Linked DNA regions of Homo sapiens: region 1 is linked to region 2. A link is a loop called in an ENCODE intact Hi-C map of the cell type or tissue named here. Cell type or tissue: dorsolateral prefrontal cortex. All regions are shown on one strand. Each heading gives the region's core, and the rest is flanking DNA. Links, peaks and the distances in the headings are about the cores only.

Region 1 (10,855 bases), core at 1,269-9,268, 1.6 Mb before region 2:
TCCTAAAATGTGCTAGGCACTGTTCTAGGTGGAAATATACGTTGGTGAACAAGAAAGACAAAATTCCTATTCTTGTGGAGCTTGCATTATATTGTGTGTGTGGGGGGGACAGAACGAATAAGTAAACATATAAATCATATTATTTTAGACAATAACAAGCACTCTAAAAAATAAAGCAGGGTAAGGAGGCAGAGAATGTTGGGAGTAAAGTGAGAAGCTTCTTTAGGCAAGGTCTCCTCAAAGAGCTGACATTGAGACGAGATTTGAGTCAGTGAAAAGTGAACCTTCCAGGTAGAGGGGACAGCAAGTGCAAAGATCATGAGGATGGTATGAACTTGGAATGTTTAAGGAACAAGAAACACTGGAGTGAGTTAGGGGGAGAATGGGGAGAGAGGGACCTGGGAGGAGAAGCAGGGGTGATATAAGATGTTTGGATTTTACTAAAATATGATGGAAAACTCCAGGAGGAGTTTTGAGCAAGGGAGTGTGATATGATACATGTTACAAAACACAGACTATGACTGCTGAAGGTGGAGGTGACTGAATTATACGGGGCAAGAATGGAGGCAGAGAGAAGCATTGAGAGTCTATAGCTGTAGGCTATGGGAGAGATAATGATGGGTTGGAGGAAGGTGGGAGGAGACCTGGTGAGAAGAGAAATTTGACTGGGGATTTTTCTTTAAGGTATACTGACAGGGCTTGATGCCTTGTGTGTGGGGGCTAAGGGCAAGCAAGTCAAGGATGACCCTGGGTTATGTAGCTGGAGCACTTGGTGAAGGCTCATGCCATGTCCGTAGAAGTCAGCAGTGGAAATTTAAGACAAGGGAAAAGTCAAAAGTCCTTAGTTGGCCATATTACAATTTTTTGTCATGATCATTAAAGTATTTTAAAAAACAGCTTGAGATATAATTCACATACCATACAATCCACCCATTTAAAGTATACAATTCAATGGTTTTTACTATATTGTGAATATATGTGAGAGTTTTACATCCATCACCACAATCAAATTTAGAGCCTTTTCATTACCTCAAAAATAGCCCCTACACTTTTGAGCCATTACCCCCTAATCCTACCTCCCTGGCCCCAAGCCCTAGACAACCACTAATCAGATGTTTTGTCTCTATATATTTGCCTCCTGACTTTTCATAGAAATGAAATTGTATAATATATGGTCCCTTGTGACAGGCTTTTTTTCACTTAGTGTGAGGTTTTCAAGGTCAATGTTGTAGTATGTGTCAATGCTTCATGTCTTTTTATTGCTGAATAATATTCCATTATATAGGCATACCACATTTTATTTATCCACTTATTTGTCAATGGACATTTAGGTTGTTCCTACTTTTTGGCTATTTTGAATAATGCTCTAAACATTTATGTACAAGTTAGTATATGGACATATGTTTTCATTTACCTTGTGTGGATATTAGGGATAGAGTTGCTGTACAGCAACTCTATGTTTAACTGTTTAAAGAACACTTTACATTCTAACTAGCAGTATATGAGTTCCAATTTCTCCACATCCTCACCAACATTTATTATCTATTTTATTCTAGCCGTCCTAGTGGATGTGAAGTGATATCTCACTGTAGTTTTGACTTGCATTTCCCAGATGGCTAATGATGTCGAACATCTTCTCATGTCTTTATTGGCCGCTTGTATATATACTTTGGAGTAATATCTATTCAGATCTTTTGCCTATTTGCAAATTGGACCTTTTATTGTCTTGTATTATCTAGTTGTAATAGTTTTTTAGTAGATACAAGTTCCAATCAGATATGTCTTGCAAAGATACTTTTCCATCGGTTGTTTTTTTTACTTCATTGATGGTGTACTTTGAAGTGCAAATGTTTTTAATTTTGATGATGTGGCCATATTATATTCAAGATGTCTAATAGGTAGTTAGAGATGTAGGCCTGGGGTTCAAAATAGAGGCTGGGGATAGAGATGCATATTTGAGAGTCATCCCTGCACAGATATTTAAATCCATGAGGTGGGATGAGCTTAATAGGGAGGGAGTGTGGCGGGAAGGGAAGGGTTGAGGAGTGAGTCCTGGGGCTCTCCAACATTTAGAGGTCAGGAAGAAGAGGCAGAGGGATAATCAAAGACAACTACTGGCTCCTGAAGAACCCATGGAGGTAGGCCATCCTGAAGGGGAGGGTGGACTTGGGATCTGGCATCAGGTAAGATGTTTCAGTGTGGCTTCCACCGAACACAGGTCTCACTGTAACATTCCACCACCAAGTACATACATAGCCATGTGTCCCTTCATTGTCACTAGAGAAACTTGCTGGGCCCATTCTATGAAGGTCACCTTAGCTTAACAGACCTACACACTCAAAATCCCCACTCAAGGGTTGCACTTATAGGAGGAGATTGCAGTACTTAGTTATCTAGAAAAGATTTATGACCTTGTTGAGATTAACTCTTGTTACTGTTAATGGATGTTATGCTGCAAAGCTATGACAGAACATATGTCTTGCTTTATTTTTTAATGGAACAAGCTAAAAGTCCCATCCCACAGGACCAGCTAATTACACAGAGACTTTAAAGATAGAGAGCTCTGAAGATCTTACCCAGACCACCTTTTCCCCTTGCTGGGGTCACTGTACTTTTAAGGATTCTGGGCTTTCTGAAATCAATAAAAGGGCCTTGGAAACAACAGTCCAAAGCAACTCAAGGCTGTTCCTGCTGAGGTGTACTTAAAGACTGCAGAGGAGAGACAGGAAATGGCTCTTATAATACAACATGGTGTATGGTGTCCTTGTCCACAAGGCCCAACAAGACTTGGGAAATCCTATTCTCTTCAAGATGTGTGATTTTAATGTTAGCTTTAAATGCAACACGCTCCGGGTGGAAGGAAAAACACGTGGACTCTGTTAGTGAAAATACAGAGTCAAGGCAGACAGATTTCCTTTGGGTCTTAGCCGAATCTGAGTTGGAGTCAGCTGACATCAGTTTACCTCTTAATCATTCAGCTCAACTTCTGGATTGTGCAGTAGACTTCTTGAGCTGGAATTTACCTGCTTGTTCACTTTCTTTTTCATCTGCCAAAGGACCACAACATAAAGGGCCAAATGGGACAGTGGCTTGCACACAGAAATATCCAGAAAAATAGGGCAGAGACCAGAACAGCATGCTAGTAAAGCCTTCTCTCTTAATAAGCTGCGCTGATTTGGTGAACTTCACTGGGGCTCCTGGGGTCAAAGTTGTGTAGGGGTTAAGGATATAGGAAGTGAAAGTGGGTGCAAGTGAGAAGGGCACGTTCTTATTAGTGAAGAGGATTCTGAAACGTTGGAATTGGTTTCCAGGAAACGAGGGACGGCTGTTCTGAGGTTTCCTTGGACTCCTCTGGGATCCCTGTTGTGAATATCAAAGGAGTACTGCTGGTGAGGGGGAGCGGGGGCTTCAGAGAGAGTGGGAAGACTGAGCAAGCTAAGTGGAGTTCATTTGGTATAAATCAGAGGCTGTCATTTCAGATTTCATGACTCTACATATCCAGTTATAAATAACGTTCCTAGGTGTTAGTAGGACAAATAGGAAGTGGGACAGAAGTCTTAAATTTGGGGGATCTTCATAGGGAAGGTCAGGTCCTGAAAGGGTCGCATAGAGGGGAGAGGACCCATTCTCTTCTTGCCGGCAAGTAGAAAACAAAGCCCAGCCCAGCTTTTCTCTCCAGAGAATGTTGTGGTGGGAGAGGGAAAAGAAGGTGGAGGTCCCGGAGGAATTGCACATGGGGCCAAAATGTGACTATGAAAGAAGAGTGGGCTTTTGATAATACCATTAAGAAAATCACGCAAGAAAGAAAAAAAGATGGTTAGGAATTACCCCTATGTGGCAGCATCTGCCCTGCAGAATGAGAAGGTTTGCAAATAGACTTCCCAAACCCCAACCACAGCTCGCTCCGCCTCGAGGACCCCTTTTCTGCACCCCCACCTCAGCGCCCTCTTCCTGCACCCACAAAGAGAGTACTCAGTCATAGGGGTTCAACAGGAGAGAGGAGACAGAAGGTACAGGCGGTGAGCAGGGACTCAGCCATCATCCCCCTCAGGTCCCTCCCCACCCAGTTGACAGAGCGAATCCCGAGTAATTGTTTTCCGAGGGGGTCCGTGCGCGCTCGGTGGCGCCGCCTCGGTCTGGGTTCCCCCGAGGAAAAATACCCACCCGCGAGGGCTCGGCGGCTTTTCGACTCGGCGGGGATGAACTGTGGCAACTTCGGCAGCCCCCACCGCGGTGCGGAAGTAAAGAGGGCAACATTGGCGACTGCGGCTCGGAGGGGCTGGAGCGCGTGAAGCCGTGGGGGCGCCGTGCGCCTCCCGCTCTCTCGTTTCGGCCGCAGGTCCTGGGACTCCGACTTCGGTGCTCCGGGTGATAGCGGCTGCGGCGCCTGCAGTCCAGATCCTCGCAGTTCTGCGGGCGAAGGAGGCGAACGGAATCGGCCCCCAGTGGGGAGCGCAACAAGCCACAGTAGCCAAACCCCGCGCTCCTGCCCGGGCTCCCAGACGAACGCAGCCGCAGCGGGGGGCCGGGCCCCGAGCCCCACGCCGCCGCCGCCGCGCCAGCGGTGGGGGGCGGGCTGGGGGCGGGGCGGCCGGGGCTGCCTTCCCGGGCGCATATGCGAGCGCAGCACCCGGCGCTGCCGAGCCACCTCCCCCGCCGCCCGCTAGCAAGTTTGGCGGCTCCAAGCCAGGCGCGCCTCAGGATCCAGGCTCATTTGCTTCCACCTAGCTTCGGTGCCCCCTGCTAGGCGGGGACCCTCGAGAGCGATGCCGATGGATTTGATTTTAGTTGTGTGGTTCTGTGTGTGCACTGCCAGGACAGGTAAGCATGACTGTGGCGGTTAGAGGGATCCGGGAAATGGGGGTGCCCACAGACCACGGCGGCGTGGGGAGACCTGGAGCCGAGCTTTGCGCTGGTCTGGGGAACGGCGGTAGCGTGGACCGGTTCCTGGGATCTCTTTGCCCTGCTCGGAGTGACAGGGTGAAAATAGGGACTCACGGGCTTGAAGATGTCCCCGTTGAGTGCCCCTTCTCAGGGGACCCGGCCTCAGGGGCGCAGGAGTGAGGGGCGCGGCCGAGTAGGCGCACCCTCTTGCTGCTAGTAACCGGCTTTCCGTCCCAGGGAGTCGAAACCCGCAGCAGGGCGGGCCCGCGTGCCCCGAGTTCCCGAACTTGTAAGGTGCTGTGGAAACCACTCTCGCCGACCCCCGCCAGGCTGGGAAGGGGTAGCTGCGGGAGTCGCACCCGCAGAGGGAGCGCTTCCGGCTGGCGGGCGCGGCCGGGGCCCGGGAGGGCGCGGTGCGGCGAGGGCAGAGAGCTGCGGGAGAACCCTGGGATCCCGCGATCTCCTCCTGTGCCTTCCTGACTACCCAGGAGAACTCCAGGAGTATTCTCCTCCGCCTGTCTTTGCTCCCAAGGGCTGGGCGAACAATTATCTGAGGGAAATAGAGCAGTGGAGACAATCTGGGGAAATTTTCTCAAGCTCAAACCAGTTTTCTCTTGCCATAATCGCAGGGTTCCGTGTGGGGAGGGGGGAGCAAGGATGACGCTTGATTGTCTGAAGTCCCCACTTCGTTCTGCCTCCGGAGACGCAGTTGTGAGGACTCTCAGCGCATCTTCTTCCTTCTGCTTCCACCGGCTCCCTTGCCCAAAAGTCCCCTGGGGTTCGGAGACTGGCTTGCAGCCGCCTTCTTCAAAGAGCTAGTAGTAGATGCGGGGAGACTGGGGTGAGGTGAGGTGGGGTGAGATGTAGGAAATTGGCAAAAATAGGGCCTGTCAACTGGGGGGAGTGTCGGAGGTTTGCAATCCTACCCAGCCATCCTCCGTACGCGCTGCACCCCAGAATCTGTGTGGTCATTCCCTTTCCCTTTATTCTCCCCCCTTTACCATCCTTATTTCCTTCTTTAGAGGCGTGGCCTTCTCTCTAGGCCAAAGAGCAAGTTCATCTGGAGAGGGCTAAGAAGGGGCGTCTGCACTTGGTTGGCTCAAAAGTTCCCTCCGCTTGCGCCCAGGCGCCCCTCTTTGGCAGTTAGCCCGCTGGAAGATCTAGCGTCTAGGAGCTTTCAGAGGGCCCTTCCCACTTCCCCAGGACTGAGCAGGCAGCGGCTTTCGTCTGGTTAAGAATGTTGAATATGGATTTCTCAAGGGACAAAAGAAACCTCCCATTCCGTTCCTTACCTCTATCCGAGCTTCCCAGGCTGCGGAGACGCCAAGGCTCAGTCTAGCTTAGAATAGTTGCTTCTTGAGTTCAGGCCCATCCGGATGGGTTAGTCTTTTAAAACCAGGACACGCTGAAGGAGTGCGCGCACCCCAGGAAGATCAGGACAGGCAAGACTAGTGCAGAGCGTGGGCTACTGGCTCTGAGCGCGAGAGTCTGGTGCTCGTGGACATCTTACAGAGGAACCGCAGACAGGAAGAAGCTAGGTAGGGAGGGGGCAACCCGTTAGTGAGTTCACATCCCTAAGTGCACATCACTACGGAATATGCCTAAATCCTTTGTTCTCATTACTCCTTTGAAAAGTCGCCAAAGTACCCTTATCACGGAATGGAACGTGTTTCAGGGTTCATTGCTTGTGGAAGGGGTCTTTAAGAACAGGTATTTTCCCTCTTTCCACTTCCAATCCCCTTTAAATCTTGTAAAAATTTCGTTGTAGGGGAAGATTCATTCATGTCTTTACTCATTCAACAAACGATGTCTTGCTGGGTGCCAGGATTTCTTATGCAAAGAGGAAATGACAGTCCTTGACTTCTAGGAACTTAAAGCTCAGCTGGGAATCTAGATAGAAACTGGCAGGCATTTTAATTTTACAGATTGATGGGGGGGGTGGTGGAGAGGTAGGAGTATAAGTTTGTATTAAGGAAATGTGGAGGAGAGACAGTTTGAATTAATTCTAGGGAGGAGTGGTGGTCAGGGATTTGAGAGATGTACCTTCAAGGCTTTCTAGGGAGTTTTCCAGGTGGACAAAGTGGGAAGGCATTCTTGGCAGAGGGAGCAGATTCAGCAAAGGCAGGGAAGCATGGAAGGATCTGACCCACTGGTTGTGGCTGTTGCCTAGGGAGCTTGGGTTCTCAATGTCACTTGGCACTATTTGAACACTAGAGGCCGCATATTTCTTCTACACACATTATCGGAAGAATCAGAGAGACGGGGGAATTACCTCTCAATTTGTACACTTAAAGTATCTTGTAGCTTGAGAGGGTATAAGCGGTAGCTTTCTGGAGGCAGCCCTCTGATTCTGTGCAGAAATCATTTCCACATCATCCATCCACCCTCTTCTTAGGTAACAAAGGCTGGCTTGTGATTATCAGCATCCAAACAGCTGCGTTGAAAGTTTCTTTGTCAAGTGGGACAATTGTTGTCTGGGCTGTTAACAGTCCTAGATGAAATAAACATGTGGTTCACTTAGTGAGCTGCTCAGATATCACCGGCTTTTAATGGAACTGAGTAGATGATATCAGGCACATTTTAATTAAAGCAAGACTGCAGTGCAGACACAGTTGCATATGAAAAGATCTAATGATAGGTGTCATGAGGAGCTGCTTAAATCTGCCTTGTTCAGAGAACTTGTTTTAGAGTGCAAAGTGGAGTCAAGACGGGAGGTGCCATTCTCCAGTTCTTGTTATTTCTGGTTGAGAAATAATTCAGAGATTTTCAGGTACATCACTAATAATGAAAATTTAGAAGGCTACAATAATAGCAGTAATAACACACTATCTCTATGAGTTTTCACCAATGCTTTGGCAGTGTGAATAATTGAAAACTCAATAATTATTCCCACATTGCTTTCCAGTTTGTTTTGGTCACCAGGGCAGAGGGTGAAGGGAGTACCTACACCTGCAAAGCCCCTACTGACCAAGTGAATGTCTTTTGCTGCCACCTGCTGGAAAGGAGAGAATTTTTTTTTTTTTTTTTGAGATGGAGTTTTGCTCTTGTTGCCCAGGCTGGAGTGCAGCGACATGATCTCGGCTCACCACAACCTCTGCCTCCTGGGTTTAAGTGATTCTCCTGCCTCAGCCCCCCCCCCCCCCCCCGAGTAGCTGGGATTACAGGCATGCACCACCACGCCTAGCTAATTTTGTATTTTTAGTAGAGATGGAGTTTCTTCATATTGGTCAGGCTGGTCTCGAACTCCTGACCTCAGGTGATCTGCCCGCCTCGGCTTCCCAAAGTGCTGAGATTACAGGTGTGAGCCACTGCGCCTGGCCAAGAGATTTTCTTTTGGAAGGAACTCTCAGGTGGATCATTAATTATGAATTGAATAATGGAACTGTGAACATGAGCCCCCAGCCTCCAAGGATCATGGAAAATACTGGCCAGCTTGGAACAGGCATAGAGCATATTCTTCAAGAAAATTGCTTTTGGGGTATTAAGGACCTTCGTAGGTGCCCAGGGGCCCAAACCTGATTAAGTGGTTGTGAAATTCTGTGGTTAAATGAGCTCTTGGAGCATTTTTTTAGTCTGCATGGTCCAGAGGAAAACAGCTTCCACCATGGACAATGAGCAGGAGTAAATTTAAAGTCAGCCAGACCCAGGAGGATTTGCTGGAAAGCCTATGTCTGGGACCCCAAAGGTGAACTGAGTGGGCTGTGGGCCCGAGCATTCCCTGGGTGGGGGTGAGGAGCAGCCAATAGCAGCAGTAGCAGCAGGTATCTTTGTTAGGGTGGAGTTTCTGAATCCTAGTCAGGCCTCAAGTGCCTCTGTGACATTGACATGCTGCCTTCCAGGTTTTTAAAATATTTCTTCCCCAGGAGCTTTTCATCTTGCTTAATTGTAATTCCCAATTTTAGCCATTTGTAGAGCCGTTATGTCCAAAGTAGAGAACTTTAATTGAGTTTCCTAGGAAAGGGCAGGAGCTCCATGCTTGGACAAGAAGCAGAAACAATACATTTTTTTTTTTTATGAGACCACACTCACACTACATAAGGTTCAAGACAGCCCATGTCAATGCTGCCTTATTAATAGGTTTTCTGATTCCCTAGGCAGTATGCAAAATGCTATCCTTTATACATCCTGCTATGGGCACGAGGCATTTTCATCCTGGTGGGGACCAATTAAAGGCAGAGAAGAAAACTATCCAGAAGCCTAATTGATTTCTCTTTTTTTGGCTCTGTTTTTATGAGGTGTTTTCATAATAAAAGCAATACACTTATCTTAAAGCCAGAGAAGCTCCTTCACTTTTGAGTTGCGGGCAGGGAGTTGGGGAGCGAATATACATGTCATATATGGATTTTACTAGCAAACCCAGCGTGAGAGGCCCTTCTAAGTCACTTGGGCATGGATAAGGGCTGGGAGGAAAGGGGCCATCTGTACCTTTTTTATGATTCCAGTGGAATTGAGGACCAGGGAGCTGGAGTGGTCTGGAGAACTGGTCTTATTAAAGACAGATGAAACAACCCCCAGCTGGGCACCACCTATGTGCCAGATGGAGCTGTTGAAGTGTGAATATAGTTTCCCCGAGTCCTCATGAGTCTGGTGTAACAGGTACCAGTATCTTTTTACACACGGTAACCCAAAACATGAAATTTCCTACAGCAGAAGATATGAAGCCACCCGTGTTATCGCTGATATGGAGAACTAGAGTTCTGAAGTCTCTGCTTCAGCAATCCCTTCAGGGAGGCAGGTATTAACGTTCCTATTTTATGGATGAGGAAACTGAGGCTTGATAAATGAATGCTTTTCTTAAGGGCACAGGGTTAGTAGAGGGAAGAGACTGGACTGAAACTGGATCTCAGTTTAGTGTTGTTTCCACAATACTTTCTGGATTGAGGGCACTGTGTTCTCATTTGGGGGTGGGGATTCAAGGATACCATTGGGGTGTTCTGCTAGTTCTACAGAGTTTGTTTGGGTGGTTGAAGCCTTGCCCAATTAATTGCAGGGCTCTTAGTCTGGGAGATTTGAGCGTCTTAAGGATGCCATCGTAGAAGGTCTTTAGTCCCTGCATCGGTCAATATTGTCATAATAATTTTGTATAACAAATAACCCCAAACTCAGTGGCTTAAAGCAAACCATTGATTTTGGTTCACATATCTGTAAATTGTGTTTGGGGTTGGCTTATCTAGGCTGCATTTGGCTGGGCTTGGTTTCAAACTCAGGTAGGCTGCCCGCTCCACATGTCTAGGTCTCCTTGGACCAGTGGACCAGCCGGGACATGTTCTTATCATGATGTGGAAGTAGACGAGAACAAACCCCACTGCACAAGCATATTCAAGTCGCTGCCTGAATAATGTTACTAACATCCCAATGGCCAAAACAAGTTACATGGCTTGCCTCAAAATCAAGAGATGGGGAGGTTTACTCCCATTGTAGTGGAAGGAACTGCAAAGCCACTCAGTAAAGGCTGTGGATATGAGAGGGGTAAAGATTTAAGGCCAATGTTCAGTCAACCACTGTCCTTTTGGAAAGTTTCCTGGGCTTGCATGTCATCCGTCATCTCATACTATCCCCAGATATGCATATTGCTCAGAGTTCATTGCACCCAAAGTATTGATCATGCATCAACTCATTAGATAATCAGGTCTTAAGTTGAGAGCCTGCCTGCCATCTGTCCAGGCCTGTGAAAGGCACTTGGGCGACAGGGGTGCTTCCTTCTTCTTGCGTCTGGTGAAGGGCACGTTCCCCAGACCACATTCCAAATTCCTGGCCAGAGAAACACCAACTTGGAGGTCCCCTGAAATTTAATTTCTGCCCTTAAGCATAAACCTTAGAACCCTCCAATTATATCTCAGAATTAGAATAACATCCAAGCTCCTTTTGGGTCACAGGGCTTATATGATCTGGCCCTTCTCTCTCTCCCACTTTGGCCTCTCTTCTTTTTTCTTTTCTTTTCTTTTTTTTTGATACAGAGTTTCACTCTGGC
Region 2 (10,855 bases), core at 891-8,890:
CCCACCCAAATTTCATCTTGAAATATAGCTCCCATAATCCCCATGTGTCCTGAGAGGGACCCAGTAGGAGGTAACTGAATCATGGGGATGGGTTTTTCCCATGCTGTTCTCATGGTAATGAATAAGTCTCACAAGATCTGATGGTTTTTTAAAGGGCAGTTCCCCTGCATATGCTCTCTTGGCTACTGCCATATAAGACATGCCTTTGCTTCTCCTTCACCTTCCACCATGATTTTGAGGCCTCCCCAGCGATGTGGAACTGTGAGTCCATTAAAACTCTTTATTTTTTAATAAATTGCCCAGTCTTGGGTATTTCTTCACAGCAGTATAAAAATGGACTAATACAGAGAGTCAGAGAAGAAGAACCATTCAGCTCTCCTGAAACACTGCCATGGGTAGAGAAGTTGAAGCTTGCAGAGATATCCATGTGATGTGCTAAAGTGAGACTAGGAAGGAAAACTAATGAAGAAGTCTATGGGGAAGTGTTACAATTGTCTAGCTATTCTTTTTTTTTTTTTTTTAAATTATACTTTAAGTTCTAGGGTACATGTGCACATTGTGCAGGTTACTCACATATGTATACATGTGCCATGGTGGTGCGCTGCACCCACTAACTCGTCATCTAGCATTAGGTATATCTCCCAATGCTATCCCTCCCCCATCCCCCCACCCCACAACAGTCCTCAGAGTGTGATATTCCCCTTCCTGTGTCCATGTGAGCTCATTGTTCAATTCCCACCTATGAGTGAGAATATGCGGTGTTTGGTTCTTTGTTCTTGCGATAGTTTACTGACAATGATGTTTTCCAATTTCATCCATGTCCCTACAAAGGACATGAACTCATCATTTTTTATGGCTGCATAGTATTCCATGGTGTGTATGTGCCACATTTTCTTAATCCAGTCTATCACTGTTGGACATTTGGGTTGGTTGCAAGTCTTTGCTATTGTGAATAATGCTAGGCATTACCATTCAGGACATAGGCATGGGCAAGGACTTCATGTCTAAAACACCAAAAGCAATGGCAACAAAAGACAAAATTCACAAATGGGATCTAATTAAACTCAAGAGCTTCTGCACAGCAAAAGAAACTACCATCAGAGTGAACAGGCAACCTACAAAATGGGAGAAAATTTTTGCAACCTACTCATCTGACAAAGGGCTAATATCCAGAATCTACAATGAACTCCAACAAATTTACAAGAAAAAAACAACCCCATCAAAAAGTGGGTGAAGGACGTGAACAGACACTTCTCAAAAGAAGACATTTATGCAGCCAAAAAACACATGAAAAAATGCTCATCATCACTGGCCATCAGAGAAATGCAAATCAAAACCACAATTAGATACCATCTCACACCAGTTAGAATGGCGATCATTAAAAAGTCAGGAAACAACAGGTGCTGGAGAGGATTTGGAGAAATAGGAACACTTTTACACTGTTGGTGGGACTGTAAACTAGTTCAACCATTGTGGAAGTCAGTGTGGCGATTCCTCAGGGATCTAGAACTGGAAATACCATTTGACCCAGCCATCCCATTACTGGGTATATACCCAAATGACTATAAATCATGCTGCTATAAAGACACATGCACACGTATGTCTAGCTATTCTTTCTATGAATCTGCAGCCAAGAATCATACACAAACTTGGAGCGCGCTGCTGGTCAGGAATAGTTGGACATGGAGTGAAAAAGAGTGAGGAGAGCATAGAGCCCACTAGACTCCAATTTGCATGTCCTTTATCACATCTGTCCTCAAAGACCAGAAAGAAGTCTTTCTGTTGCTTCACCTCTGTTTGCTTCTTGTGCAAATCTAACCTGATACCAGATAAAGAAAAGACTTCTGGGCAGTGCAGTTCCAGCTTCACTTAGTAAGGCTACTGGCCATTTGAAGAAAATGATTAATAAAACACACACAATGTGCTTTCATTAAATGTTGTGCTCAATAAGGAAAAGGAATTTCTTTACAAGTACATTCTAAACACTAACAAAATCTGGTCAAATACCAAGCCCCACCCAAAAAACAAACAACAACAACAACAAAAAACAGCAAATTTCAAATGACCAATATAAATCAGATGATTTTCTCTGTCCACAATAAAATGAAATTATAAAAAATAAAAAGATGGCTACAAAAATTATGTAACAAATCTTGAAATAACACAAAAAAGTAATCAAAGCAAAGTTTAGAAGATAATTTTTAATTACATTGTACCAAAAATACTGTACAGCTCAAATTTTGTGGGATACACTAAATATATTTTGTGGTGGTTTTAGAAGAACTGTATAGCATTTAATTAGGCTATTAAAAAAAGACAGGAAAAAGAAGCATCTAAAGAAGTTAGAGAACAGAAATATAAACAAAGTAAAAGGAAGGGAAAATCATTTTAAGAGGAGAAGTTAATGAAAAGTATACAGAAAACAATATCCTTAATGGGAACATATTAGACTTGTTCTCTTTATAATTAGCAATAAGAAAGCACAATTCCAGCAATAATAGCTCAGTTTTTCAGACTATTGCAACCCCAAGAACCACTAGAAAAACTGGGTAACATGTTTTTTAAAATGATTAAAAGCATCCGAAAAATATAAGACAAAGGGTTTTTATAGAAACAATAACTAGGAGAGAAAAGCAGAGAAGTAAGCCTGTTTTTTGTGACAATATTTTCCCTTGAGGAAACTGTAGATTCAAGAGGTAAAAAAAAGGCTGAAAGGGAGGTTCTGTGGAGCTTTCAACAGATTTATATCTTGGGAGAAATATTTAGGGTCTAGCAAGTATAGAAAGCCCTGGTAAAATTTCAGTACTTTCTGTGGAGACATTAAATATAAAGACACAGAAGGGTTGAAATGAACATAATGTGGAAAAAAAAAATTCCTTGGAAACACTAAAATAAGATAAAATTGATCTATACTAACATCAGACAAAGTAGAATGTGAGGCAAGGTGTAATAGTAGAGATTGAGATATTGTATAATGATAAAGTGATGAATTTAAGAAGAATGCATAACTAATCTAAACATGTATTTAATAACATACAGGAAAACGTATCAAGAAATGTTGACAGAACTGAGAGATGGTAAACCCACCATTTTTTATTTATTTATTTATTTTTGAATTGGAGTCTGGCTCTGTCGCCCAGGCTGGAGTGCGGTGGCGCAATCTCGGCTCACTGCAAGCTCCGTCTCCCGGGTTCATGCCATTCTCCTGCCTCAGCCTCCCGAGTAGCTGGGACTACAGGTGCCCGCCACCACGCCCGGCTAATTTTTTTGTATTTTTAGTAGAGACGGGGTTTCACCGTGTTAGCCAGGATGGTCTTGATCTCCTGACCTCGTGATCTGCCCACCTCAGCTTCCCAAAGTGCTGGGATTACAGGTGTGAGCCATCACGCCTGGCCAAACCCTCCATTTTATCTGGAGATGTTAACATGCTCTTAATGACTGATAGACCACCAGAAACAAATGCAATAGGATATGGAATATTTAAACTGTACAATCAATCAATTTGACAACTGACAAATACATATATATGCATATATAATGTATATACACACACATATATATACATACAAACATGACAAATAACATGCAACAATGGCAACATGCACATTTTTAAGTGTACATGGAAGATTTCCAAAATGAAACATATCCTGGACCTTAAGGCAGATGAAATTAATTTCAAAGGACTGAAGTCATTTAGAGTATTTCTCTGACTATAGTGAATTAAACTAGAACTCAATAGCAGAAAGATAACTAGAAAATCACCAAAATGTTTGGAAACTAAGCAAGCAAAACACAGTTCTCAATATATATGGATCAGAGAAGAAATCTCAATGCATATTAGATAACATTTGAAAATAAAAATGAATATTTACATTTTCAAATTTGTTGGAATCAGCTAAATCACTGTTTTTAGAGAATTCAAGTGTGTGAAAAAAATTCACGCAGAGGGGTGACTCAGCGTGAGGTTTCAAAGGCCAAGCAGATCAAAGAGACTTTGTCAAAAATGGGGCACCCCAGAGTAGGGGTCACAAAGCCCAAACAGACTTTGCCAAAAAAGGGGCACCCAGAGTAGGGGTCTCAAAGCCCAAACAGAGTGAGGTTGGTGAATTCATGGGAGAACAGCTTGATTCGGGGAGTTAGTCCAGGAATGGTAGGAATGGCATAAGTGCATTCACACAGGATGAAGGTGGTCCTGGCTGTAGGTATTAGATCCTAAAAGGGTGAGGAGGGCATCTATGCAATGCCAAGCCAGCATAGAGAGTCAGAGCCCAAACCCGGTGATGATCACATCCCTGAAAAAGTGTAGCCTGGAGGAAGAAATGAGAGTCAGATTGTGGCAAGGAGTGTGGATACACATGCTGGTAACATGACATGGAGTTTTGGGGCCCAACTGATGTGAAGAGAGTACCCACATAGTCCTGACACTGGGCTGAGGGAAGGGAACTTGTCATGACCTGACATAGTGTGATGGAGCTGGACGGGGTGAGCTGCGACTCACACAGGTAGCCAAATTATCTGGAAGTGTCGGAAACAATGTGAAGCATTACGAGGATGGGACGCCATTCTTGCAGGCTGTGATAGTGGTGGCTGATTTGAGGTTTGGGGCTCAGAGAGGAATGAGGAGGTCATGCACATTGAGGAAGGGGTGGTAGAGGTGGTAGGAGTGATGGGAGAGATAGGTTATATAAAAAGGCTTAATCAAGTATGTGAAAACACTAAGGATATAGTCAGTTGGAGATGGGAGTTACAGATCTCTAAAGGAGAACCCTAGAACGACTCCTCTCGTGTTTGAAATTGGAGGTAATGGATAGAACTAAGGATTTTTCATATGTAGATATAGAAATAAATATAAATGTGAGTACATACACTCACATACAAAATGGCAAGACGGGGGCAGGCAATGTCCAAGGTGACCCTGAAACATTTCGTTATGCTAGAAAGCAAGAAAATTCTCAAAGGATGATTCAACGTGTTGTAAAAAGAATATAGGAGCCAGCTTTAAAATGCATAACCTGAATTTAATCATGAATAAACATTGAACAAACCCAACCCGAAGGGCGTTCTACTAAATAACTCTAATTCTCAAAGTAGCAAAGACATAAAACTCATGAAAAGACTAACGAACTATCCCAGATCAAAGTATACTGAAGAAATTTGACAAATTTGGCAAACACAACGTGTCATTATGACCCAGATGTTTTTGCTACAAAAACCAAGATTGGTGTAATTGGTAATACTTGAACATTATCTGAGGATTAAATTGGAGAAATGTGTCAATGTTAATATCCTAATTTTGAAGGTTGTATTGAGTTTCTACAGAAACTGTATTTACAGGAAATACACACTAAAGAACTGTGAAGGAAAAAATAAATACTGGAATTATAAACAAAAAACTAATATGATAAAATGGGAGAATATACTTGCAAATCATGCATATGATAAGAGATTGGCATCTAAAAATATATAAGGAATGCAAACAAATCAATAGTAAGGAACAGATCACTAGATTTTTAAAATAGGTGAAGGATCTGAATAGACATTCTCAAAAGAATAATACAAATGGAAAGCAGATATATGAAAAATGCTCAAAATCACTGATCATAAGAGAAGTGCAAATTAAAATCACAATGACATATTACCTCAAACCTGTCAAATGGTTATCAAAAAGAGAAGAGATAACAAGTGTTATCAAGAATGTGGAGAAAAGGGAACACTTGCACACTGTTGGGGGTGGAGTGTAAATTAGGACAGCCATTACGGAAAACAGTATGGAAGCTCCTCAAAACATTAAAAATCGAACTATCATATGATCCAGCAATCCCACTACTGGATATGTATCCAAAGAAAATGACATCAGTATGTCAATGAGATATCTGCACTCCTATGTTCATTGCAGTACCGTTCACAATACCCAAGATATGGAATAAATCTAAGTGTCTATCATTGGAAGAATGGATAAAGAAAATGTAGTATATAAACACAACGTGATACTATTCATCCTTAAAATAGAAAGAAATCCTGCCACTTGCTACAACATGAATGAACTGGGATGACATTATGTCAAGAAAAATAAGGCAGGAATAAATAGACAAATACTACATGATCTCACTTATAAGTGTAGTATAAAATAGTTGAACTCATAGGAAGAGAGAGTAAAATGGTGGTTACCAGAGGCTGGGGCAGGTGGGGTATTGGGGAGATGTAGATCAAGGAACATGAAGTTAGACAGGAGACGTAAATTTAAGAGACCTGTTGTATGTCATGGCAATGAGCTAATAAATATATTGTGTAGCTGAAAATTGCTAAGAGAGTAGATTTTAAGTGTTTTCACCACAAAAAAGGTATGTGAGATAATGTCTATGTAGAATAGCTTGATAGAGTCATTCCACAATGCATACCTATATTAAAGCATTATATTGGACACCATAAATACATGCACACTTCACTTGTCAATTACAAAGAAAGAAAGAAACCTCTAATATAAATTGTTACCTAAGGGTGGTAGATGGACCCTTAAAAATAAAAATGGAAATACATCTTCTTTGATAGTAATGTTTTGATTTTTGAACCCTGTAAATATTTTAAACATAAAAAAGAGAGATCAAAATTTTTTAAAAAAATCACACTATATGTTGGAAATTAAACAAACTGAACAAAAGAAAAATAATTATTTCAAGTGATTTGGTGCATAGAATTCTGTGTATCCTTAGTGCGGTATGTTCTAAATATAAAAAGAACTGCAAAGATACCGCAAACTTCACTCTGTAGTTTTATTGTTGGTAGAAATGTTGGTATTTTGAGTTTGAAACTATTTCATTTATACAAACACATAAATATGTTTATATTAGGAATGAAAATTATCAATTAAAAAATAAAAATGTAAAATCAGTTTTTTAAGCTGTAATATTAAATTTGAAAGAGAACTGTCCACATGAACTCATGATTATTTAATGTCTTGCATATATCTACTGAAAGTGTCAAGAAGAAATTAGAACCTATTATAAATAAGGACATGTAGCACCCAGATCTTGGCTTCTAAATAGGTCTCCCCATTAAAAAAAAAAAAAAAAGAGATTGACTCCAAGTTTATGGAAGAAAATAAGATAAACCTTAAATTCATTTTTAAGGAGAAAGGAAAATTTAAGCACTGATGGATCACGTCAAAAGAGTCTGAGACAAGCCTGTGCAATGTGGCAAAACCCTGTCTCTACAAAATACTACAAAAATTACCCAGGTGTGGTGGCGCTCACTTATAGTCCCAGGTATTTGGGAGGCTGAGGTGGGAGACCTCTTGAGCCAGGTTGGGGCTTATGGGGAGGGGGCGGGGAGGGGAGTTGCAGTTAGCCAAGATCATGTCATGGCACTCTAGCCTGGGTGACAGAGCGAGACTCTGGCTCAACACAAACGCGCACACACACACACACACACACACACACACACACACAGAGTCAGCCTGAAGGAGAGCCTTATGGCCAAAGTTGAGAAAGTCTGAGCATCAAAAAACATACTAACTATATATGATTACAGCACATTGAATATATATATATATTGGGTCTATAAAACACTTAGAAAACTTAAAGAATGTCGGCTAATAAACTTGGAAGAAGTGATTTTAAAAATCACTATTTTGGGCCGGGCGAGGTGGCTCATGCCTGTAATCCCAGCACTTCAGGAGGCCGAGTCAGGCGGATCACCTGAGGTTGGGAGTTCGAGACCACCCTGACCAACATGGAGAAACTCCATCTCTGCTAAAAATACAAAATTAGCCGAGTGTGGTGGCACATGCCTGTAATCCCAGCTACTCGGGAGGCTGAGGTAGGAGAATGGCTTGAACCCGGGAGGCGAGCTTGCCGTGAGCCGGAGATAGCGCCATTGCACTCCAGCCTGGGCAACACGAGCAAAACTCTGTCTCAAAAAAAAGAAAAAAAAATCATTATTTTGCAGTCCTCTCATGTATTATCTGTGAAAGTATTGTCATTAATTGTTAAATATACTATATAGTAAAAGGGTTTGTGAGCAGAGAATATTTACATGGTGCCAAAGTATCACTTCACATACCGCTTGCTAATTGCAAAGAAAACTATGTATTTTTACAATGGAAAAATCTTATGGTTATCCACCTTTTCCTGATCATCAAACTTAGCATCACTAATTGTGGAACAACTTAAGATCATATTATACAATAAGATATAAAAATATAGTACAGAGCATAACATCTGAGGTATGTTTAGACTTCTAGTTTATAGGAACTCTAGGACATAGAAGCACAAACACGGTGAGGAACAATGAAACCAATGCAGAATATAGTATACTCCTATAAGACCTATAGCCATAAAAAAAAAGTAATGAAAAATGGAGGAGGAATGCAGTTGTAGATTAAAAGAGAACATGAGCCTTGATATAATATTGATATTTAAAAAGTGACACAAACTATAGACTTCAGGGTAGCTGAAGATAATAGTAGTGCCACCAGTCTGTCAATATTTTCTTCCAAAACAATACAAAACAGCAAAAAGAGAAAAGTAACTGTATACAAAATGCATGCTTTAGCATATCTTGAAGAAAGAGAATGGTTGAAATTTCACATTAACTGTGAGTAAAGGTAGAGAAGTCGCCAAATCCCAGTTAATGATCTTTCATATTCCTGCTCTACACCCATCCTACAGCAAGGCTTTACTGTGAACGAAGTTAGACCAGAAACAAACAAATGGAAAAACCACAGGGAAGACAAAATGAAAGCTATCAAAGGGGCCTAAGGTTGATGTAAAAGTGCTGCCCCCAAATTGAGTACATCAAAGCCTAAAAATACTCGAAAAGTGTCTGGGCAGGTCAGAACACAGAATGCAAGGAAGGGAGTTCAAAGAATGTGCTACTTCAAAAGAGCCTCATAACCATGACTCAAAATCCAAAGACACTGGATTGGCAAAAGATTGGTAAAGTTGATTTTGTAAAAAATTTTAAAAATGCATTACAAAGGTACCATAAGGGAAATGACCAACTGGGAGAAAATATTTGCAACTTAGACAAAGGACAAATATCTCTATTTCATAAAGAACCCTAAAAATTAAAGTACAGAGGACTGAGGGCCTATAGAAAAAATGGGACAAAGAAATGAACAGATAATTAATGAAAAATATATAAAAATGGTCCTCAAATATATGAAAAGTGTTGAACTTATAATTAGAGGAATGCAAATTGAAACAACACTGAGGCAGCATTTTTCACCTATCAGATTTGTAAACATTTAAGTTTGATGACGAACTTTTTATGAGGCTATGGGGAAAAAGGCACTCTTTTATGTTCCTAGTGAGATATAAACTGTACAACCCACTGAGAAGATAATTTATCGTTTAGCATTTTTTTTTTTTTTTTTTTTTTTTTTTTGAGACGGAGTCTCGCTCTGTTGCCCAGGCTGGAGTGCAGTGGCGCGATCTCGGCTCACTGCAAGCTCTGCCTCCTGTGTTCTCGCCATTCTCCTGCCTCAGCCTCCCGAGTAGCTGGGACTACAGGCGCCCACCACCACGCCTGGCTAATTTTTTGTACTTTTAGTAGAAACGGGGTTTCACCGTGTTAGCCAGGATGGTCTAGATCTCCTGACCTCATGATCCGCCCACCTCCAACTCCCAAAGTGCTGAGATTACAGGTGTGAGCCACCGTGCCCGGCCTATCGTTTTGCTTTTATTCCATTTGGGGGTTCTATTCTACATCCTGATTGATTTTAATTTCTTTTTATTTCAAGGTTTGTGAAATATTATCATGGTTGTAACACCCAACAAAACTACATATGCATTTATTTTTTTCACCTAGCATTTCTTCTTCTAGAAATCTATCCTAAAGACATATCTTGAACAATACAAAAATACATATGCAATAGGTTATTCTTTACAACACTGTTTATAATTGCAAAATATTAAAAACAGTATAAATGTTCATACATAGAACAGTGAGTGCTTAAGTAAACTGTAACACATCCACACAATGGAATATTATTCAGTTGTGTAAAAAAGAATAAAGAGATCTGTCTGAATGGATATGGAATGATTTGCAAGATACACAGTTATGTGAGAAAAGCAAAATCCAAAAGAGGTCCTGTGGTGTGCTACACTTGGTACAAAAGCGAATTGGATAAAAAACAAATATATATGTGTATCGTATATCTGCTAATTTTTGCAAAAGAAATAGAAGAATAAACCAGAAACTAATGATATTACTTACCTACAGGAAATGATGAGAATAGAATAAATATTTGGTAGAAGGAATGATGAGGAACAATGTTTTCCAGGCATACCTTTTCAATACCTCTGACTGTTATAAGTATGGTAATATTTCACAAACCTTGAAATTAAAAAAGAAAGAAGTCCATCAGGATGTAGGGTAGAAACTCCAGGTGGAATACAAATTTAAAAATAAACAACTATATTAAAAGTGAATAATAAATCCACTTTACAGGGCATGGGGAAGAAAAAAAATAACCTAAGTACCTGGAAAACAATGTAATTTGACTCTATACTGTAAGGCTAAATACAGAAAGAAGTATACTTACATATTATACTCTAGTTAGTAAATGTCTTTCTCACAGGAATATGACCTGGCAATTCTGAAATTATTTATGTATATACTAGAATTGAAAAATAAGTAAATATAATGTGGATAATGAGAATAGGGTTTATCACTGCCAGAGAAAGAAGTTATAAATAACAGAAAGAGAAAAGCAGAAATGAACTCTACGGTTTTAAGTCGGAACTAAAGGTAACAAAATACTCATGATAGATTAGATAAATGATAGACAAATATAAAAAATGTAGATGTGCATATTTTAATGTACATGCATATATTTTCTAGTTACGTTCTCTGA

The links. A loop is a pair of places that touch in the nucleus more often than their neighbours do. Peaks named below come from ENCODE experiments on the same cell type or tissue, not always from the same donor. Only the 100,000 strongest peaks of a DNase experiment are listed, where the experiment ranks them.
Region 1: it touches region 2 in a loop (5-fold over the local background); 4 of 110 quality-filtered maps call a loop at or near these places.

The regions. Positions count from the first base shown.
Region 1 is chr11:20,664,958-20,675,812 of GRCh38, forward strand. NELL1 (neural EGFL like 1) reads left to right here and starts at 4,629. Exons shown (of 20, transcript NM_006157.5): 1 at 4,629-4,821. The coding sequence starts at 4,767. In dorsolateral prefrontal cortex, for the core only: CTCF peaks have their summits at 7,081 and 7,864 (motif pointing left); DNase peaks (open chromatin) are centred at 4,712, 5,143 and 6,254; H3K4me3 peaks cover 4,125 bases; H3K27ac peaks cover 2,903 bases; H3K27me3 peaks cover 5,457 bases.
Region 2 is chr11:22,291,065-22,301,919 of GRCh38, forward strand. The region is part of intron 3 of SLC17A6-DT (SLC17A6 divergent transcript); the gene reads right to left. Among named protein-coding and RNA genes, the nearest start is that of SLC17A6-DT, 42 kb to the right of the region's middle. In dorsolateral prefrontal cortex, for the core only: no CTCF peak of the experiment used is centred there; no DNase peak of the experiment used is centred there.